2 separate regions of the Homo sapiens genome follow, and region 1 is linked to region 2. A link is an interaction called in ENCODE POLR2A ChIA-PET data of the cell type or tissue named here. Cell type or tissue: CD4-positive, alpha-beta T cell. All regions are shown on one strand. Each heading gives the region's core, and the rest is flanking DNA. Links, peaks and the distances in the headings are about the cores only.

Evidence for each region. ChIA-PET counts read pairs that join two places held together with the same protein. Peaks named below come from ENCODE experiments on the same cell type or tissue, not always from the same donor. Only the 100,000 strongest peaks of a DNase experiment are listed, where the experiment ranks them.
Region 1: POLR2A ChIA-PET joins it to region 2 with 6 read pairs; 4 of 35 experiments call an interaction of 5 or more read pairs at or near these places.

What each region holds. Positions count from the first base shown.
Region 1 is chrX:15,823,903-15,826,706 of GRCh38, forward strand. It overlaps AP1S2 (adaptor related protein complex 1 subunit sigma 2), which reads right to left. Exons shown (of 6, transcript NM_001272071.2): 6 at 1,904-2,804. Among named protein-coding and RNA genes, the nearest start is that of AP1S2, 30 kb to the right of the region's middle. In CD4-positive, alpha-beta T cell, for the core only: no CTCF peak of the experiment used is centred there; no DNase peak of the experiment used is centred there.
Region 2 is chrX:15,750,228-15,753,031 of GRCh38, forward strand. All of the region lies in intron 2 of CA5B (carbonic anhydrase 5B), which reads left to right. The region is part of intron 5 of CA5BP1-CA5B (CA5BP1-CA5B readthrough); the gene reads left to right. Among named protein-coding and RNA genes, the nearest start is that of CA5B, 13 kb to the left of the region's middle. RefSeq lists an enhancer at 2,637-2,804. In CD4-positive, alpha-beta T cell, for the core only: no CTCF peak of the experiment used is centred there; DNase peaks (open chromatin) are centred at 774 and 1,334; H3K4me3 peaks cover 1,775 bases; H3K27ac peaks cover 2,436 bases.

The DNA of each region.
Region 1 (2,804 bases), core at 36-2,535, 74 kb after region 2:
CTGCACAATATGGATCAGTTTTTTCAACCATATCCTCATTGTTAGATTTTTAATTTTGTACTATTCAAGAATCCTGTGCTGAAATCAATCCTGTGATGGATTTTCTTAAATACTTCCACATATTTTTGATCATTTCCTTAGGATAAATTGTATCAAGGACATGAATACTAAAATATTTCCAAGTTGCCTGCCAGAAGACTATAAAAAATTTATTATGTCAATAAACTTTGCTGCTCCCACAACGCCAAGTAATTTTAATCCTTACCAATTTGATAAATTTTATGTGTTCATATATTTAATGTTTTTTTATTCTTGTTGGCCCCCTACCCCTTTTTTTAGAGACAGGGTCTTGCTATGTTGCCCAGACTGGAGGGCAGTGGCTGTTCACATGATCATTGTGCACTGTAGCCTCAAACTCCTGGGCTCAAGCGATCTTCTTGGCTCAGCCTCCTGAATATCTGAAACTACAGGTGAGCCCTGCTTGTTTGCCTTTTATTAATAATCTATTGGATTTTTCTATATGTAATAGCTGAACAGCTTTTTTGCTTTAAAGTTCATTTTCTCAGTTTTAAAGTACTGATGGGCAAAGTCCATTTTTTTTCCTCCTACTCTTCAGCTGGGGGCTGTCGTGTACTTTTTTAAATAGTGTGTTGGAAAGTTCTTTATATAGGAGTAAAGTTTATTTTTGTCATTTCCAGGAATATTAGGGTCATTGGTACTAAATATGCCTAGTGTTAAAGCAATCCTGGTATAAAAATCTCAACAGAATGGTCAGAGAATAGAACCTAATGCAGAAAAAGCTTCAGGCAAAATATTATACCTAGATTTCTGATCATAAATAAGATGCTCTCCAGCTTTATCAATTTTTTGTCGCTTTCTTTCCATTGACATATTTGGGATCTAGAATTTTGGAGTATGTGACATTTTTCAATTTGAGATTTGGGAATAAGGACTTAAAACATACGTAAAATACTGAAACGTTAACGAAATTTAAGTAGGAAGAAAGTTTCCTCAAAATTGGAATTTCTGCATGATATCTGTTAAGGATGAGAGTTCTTTCATGTGTAGTCAATAAAAGAAATCATGCATGTGGCCCAGGATAATTTCACTTTAAAAAGTTGGATTTGTTCCAGACTCTAAATGCCTGCTTCACCCTGAAAATGATTGACCTAGAACTATCTACTGATTTCAGTAACGCCGAGTAATTATCATTAAATTCAGTATTTTTTAATACTTTTCTAAATACAGTCAAGATATATGCAATTAAATGTGGTCTGCAAAGCTGAAATCTTAATAAATCATGGAGGCTAAGAAAGAAAACCACCATCTTGAGCTCAGGACAACTGAGATATTGATGACTTTCCCCTCAAATGTTAATAGGCAGGGTAGAAGGGCAGGAAGTTTTTAAACCACTGACTGGTTCATTATCCTGATAAATGTCCATCTTGAACTTAAATTTATTAGTTTTTTTTAATATATATTGCCTGATTACTATTTATGTTTCAAAAATTCCAACTATACATTGCTAGCAGAAACCCACAGGCCTGTTTTCAGTGAATAGCTAGCTGCATGTTGGAGGCTTTTTAAACCTATAAACGTCTTTTTTTCCAGTAGACTAGCAACTTAATTTGATGGTAGTTCCTGCCTCCTTCTTAAATAGCCCAGTTTTAGAATGTAACATTTCCTATCTGTAGTAATAGGAGGTCCCTTAACTATCATGATTACCATAGATTTGATTTGTTGCATAGGTTAGGTAGTACAGTCTGCAAGTATTAGTCCCTTTCTGTTGCATGTGCTAGCACCTTCAGTTCACAAGGGGGTAAGAGGAATCCAGTTGATTTGAAATACCTTTTGAGTAACAGTCTAAGTTGTTCATTCAGAAAGAGTAGAAAAGTCAACTGCATCAAGGTTTTAAAAGCAGCATTTATTGATTGAAAATAAATGTGTAGATAGGCTCTCAGTATGGAATCCATGTTATTTTTTAATGAAGTACATGAAGACTCCTTAGATCTTCCACCATGTATCTTGTGTGTGCTTATAACAACCACCATATTCAAATGGAGGGGAATTTTCAACATTTTACTGAAAAAAAAATGAGAAATTCTTCCTTCAGCAGCTCTGCATAGTTTGACAAACTTTTGGAAAGAGATAAAAACACACTCCAGTGTTTGTACGTTGAACGTTTATTACAACTAATTGGCGATGTGATAAGACAGTGCTCACGTGGCCTGAATGTTGGTCACAATCACAACAAAGCTTAATCCAGCCCAGCATATATAAGTGAAAATATAAACCATGAAGACATGTTTAGATATGTATAAGTACTTAGAAAAGTGACGCTGAACAATTACATAGCTTTAAAAAATATAGAGCCATCTAATGCCATTTTACCTCATTCAACTCTTTTTTGTAAGAAATGTGTCTTTTTAAATTTTTATAAGACTTCTGTTAACTAGGCAGTGCCATGGAAAGAAAGGAAGCTGCTGTAAAGTGTGCAGCACTTCTAAGTGGAGGGAAGCAAAATAAATTTAGCTTTAACAAGTACCCCAGAGGGAACATTCGTGCTTTAAACAATGACTTTACACATAATACTGTGAAGAGAGCAACACGTTTTTTGTAAGATACTGTTATGAAGAATTCCTGGCAAATTACCATTCTCACTTTATTTTGGGGCATCAAAAACAACTAAGTATTTGATTATGACCACAAAAAATTCATCTCAGGAGTCAAATGTGCCTTGGCCTTAAAAATTATGTGCTTACTATTGTGAAACAATCCTGTTTCTCATCCCAGATTCAGAATGC
Region 2 (2,804 bases), core at 119-2,618:
CTCATCTCTTAGAAAAAAAGAGAAAAGAAAAGAGGGAGCAAGTGTGCAAGAGCAAAAATACTCATCTTTATAATAATCACACATGTTAAACATTTGTAGCTATGCTGTCTTTGGCTTTCCAGTGTAGGATTATATGCCTTATGAACTGTGAGAATAACTGTTTCTCTGTTGATTCATGAAAGTAAATGTAGAATGTTCTTTCTTGACTAATTTTAGCATGTTAAAATGATGTCATGCAGAAACTGGACAAGAGACAGATCCCGGTTTTTAATATTTTGGAACCTGTTGTTTATTATTTCTTGGTAGCAATTGTCTTTTTTTTTTTCTTTTAAACAAAGGTTGATCCACAAACCACAAATTATTTCTGGGAACCTTAAGTTTCTGGAAGTTGCATGTAAATGTTTGTAAACAGTTTACTAGCTTCAACGTTCTGGAATATTCTGTCCTGAGTTAGGAATTACTGAATTAATTCTAGCTGATCAGTTTGCAAGTGTGTGCTCTGCTGTAAGGATGGAAGATTGAGTGAGGCAGGAAATGGTCTTCCTCACACCTCTCTCATCTCGTTCCCCTCCTGGAAATACAAGGCATTGCCCATGTCCGGATGTGGCAGGGATTCTCCACTGCGGCATGATGGACATTGAGGATGGATCATTGTGTGTTGTAGGGGGTTGTCCTGTGCCCTGGAGGGTCTTTAGCAGCATTCCTGGCCTCTGCCTACTAGTTGCTAGTAGCACCCTCATGAAGCTATAACAACCAAAACTGTCTGCAGACATTGCCAAACATGCTCTGCGTGACTGCCCTAGAGAGGGCAGTTGAGAGAATGGGAAAGGATAATGTGTGTATTTGTGAACAGATAACTTTGAGTTAATGAAGAGATGAAATGGCTAAGTATTATCATTAAGGAGGAATTTTTCATGTTTTCCATTATTTAAAAAACATTGGCACAGAGTTTTCAAATGTTGGACTGCACTGAGGTCTAGGTTTCTCCCCTTTAGTGTTTATTTTCTTTGACCCCATATGCACATAATAAAAAGACTGAGTAAGAATGGAATGCTTGTAAATTAGTAATGCTAATCTAGCTACATCCAAGGGCTTGAAACTGCTCTACAAATATATTTTCACTGTAAGTTTATTTTGTTTCCTTCAACATTGACTGTGTTCTTTTTCAAATAAACGGACCAGAGGCATAATAAATTTCTGGTTGCTAGGTGTGGTTTCCTACAAACATGCCACATCCTACTGAGACTGGCTTATTCTGAACACTGGCACTTTGTGGTCTATGGTTTATATTGGAAAGTATTAATAGTTTTGCTTTTTTTTTTTTTGACAGTTGAAATTAAACATCCAAATCCGGTATACGTATGTAGTTAGGATAGTTTGCTGCTTTTAGTGCTGACAAAAAAAAACAAACAGTAGTGGCTTCGGGAGGGGCAGTTTTACTTAGTGAATTTCCCACAACAGATGACATGTTCTTGTTTCTAAGTTACTAGGAAAAACAGGGGACAGTCACCATTTGATTTTGTTTGTAGCATATTATACTGTTCCAACCTGTTTGCCCCAAGAATAATATTGTGGTCTTTGCTGCTCTGGGCCTTCGAGCCGGTCCTGTTTCTATGTTCTGGACCCTCGTCTGCTCAATTGTAAAGACAATTCTCATTGTTTCTGACAGCTCAATACCCCAACAGAAGGCCAATGTACACTTGTGACCAAGAATGACCCCAGATTCTTGAGGGTTTGAAAAGATAACGTGTTAATGAAAAAAGCCAAATTCTAAAATATTTGAAGAGGTTCATTCTGAGCCAAATATGAGTGACTGTGGCCCATGATACAGCCTCAAGAGGTCCTGAGAACACATGCCCAAGGTGGTTGGGTTACAGCATGGTTTAGGGAGACAGAAGTTACACGCAAGACATAAATCAATACATGTAAGGTATACATTGTGAGGACGAAACTCTGATTTTTTTTTTATCTTGCCCAAATTCCTATCTAAGGGGTCTGGGGAGTCATGCCCCACAAATCATAAATTCTCACCAGATGGGTTTTATTCAACCCTATATATCGTGATTTACTTTCCAAGCTGACTTTGGCATAACATTACAAGACAAAGAAGAAAATCAAAATATTTTACCCCAAAACATGTTTCTTTGCCATGTTTTGAAATAGCCCTGCAAAGCTGTTCTGCATGGGGGAAAATTTGTATCTGTAAAGAATCTCTGGGCCAGGCGCGATGGCTTACGCCTGTAATCTCAGCACTTTGCGAGGCCGAGGCGGGCGGATCACAAGGTCAGGAGATCAAGACTATCCTGGCTAACACGGTGAAACCCCGTCTCTACTAAAAATACAGAAAATTAGCCAGGCGTGGTGGTGGGCGCCTGCAGTCCCAGCTACTAAGGATGCTGAGGCATGAGAATGGCGTGAACCCGGGAGGCGGAGCTTGCAGTGAGCCGAGATCGCGCCACTGCACTCCAGCCTGGGCGACAGAGCGAGACTCTGTCTCAAAAAAAAAAAAAATCTCTGTTAACATAGCTAGATCTTTTTTTTCCAGACCCTCCCAATCCTAAAGAGATTAACTAAGATCTGAATAGGAAATATTTCTCATCTATTGTCTCTAAGGGCAGCTACTATAAGACTTCAAAGGAACTTTGATCTCCACAATCTTTATCTTAACCTGAACATTCCCTTTCTACCAATCCCAGGTCTTTAGACAAACTCAACCAATTGTCAACCAGAAAATGTTTAAATTTACCTATAGCGTAGAAGCCCCCCCAACCCCCACCCCAGCTTTGAGCTGTCCCGCCTTTCTG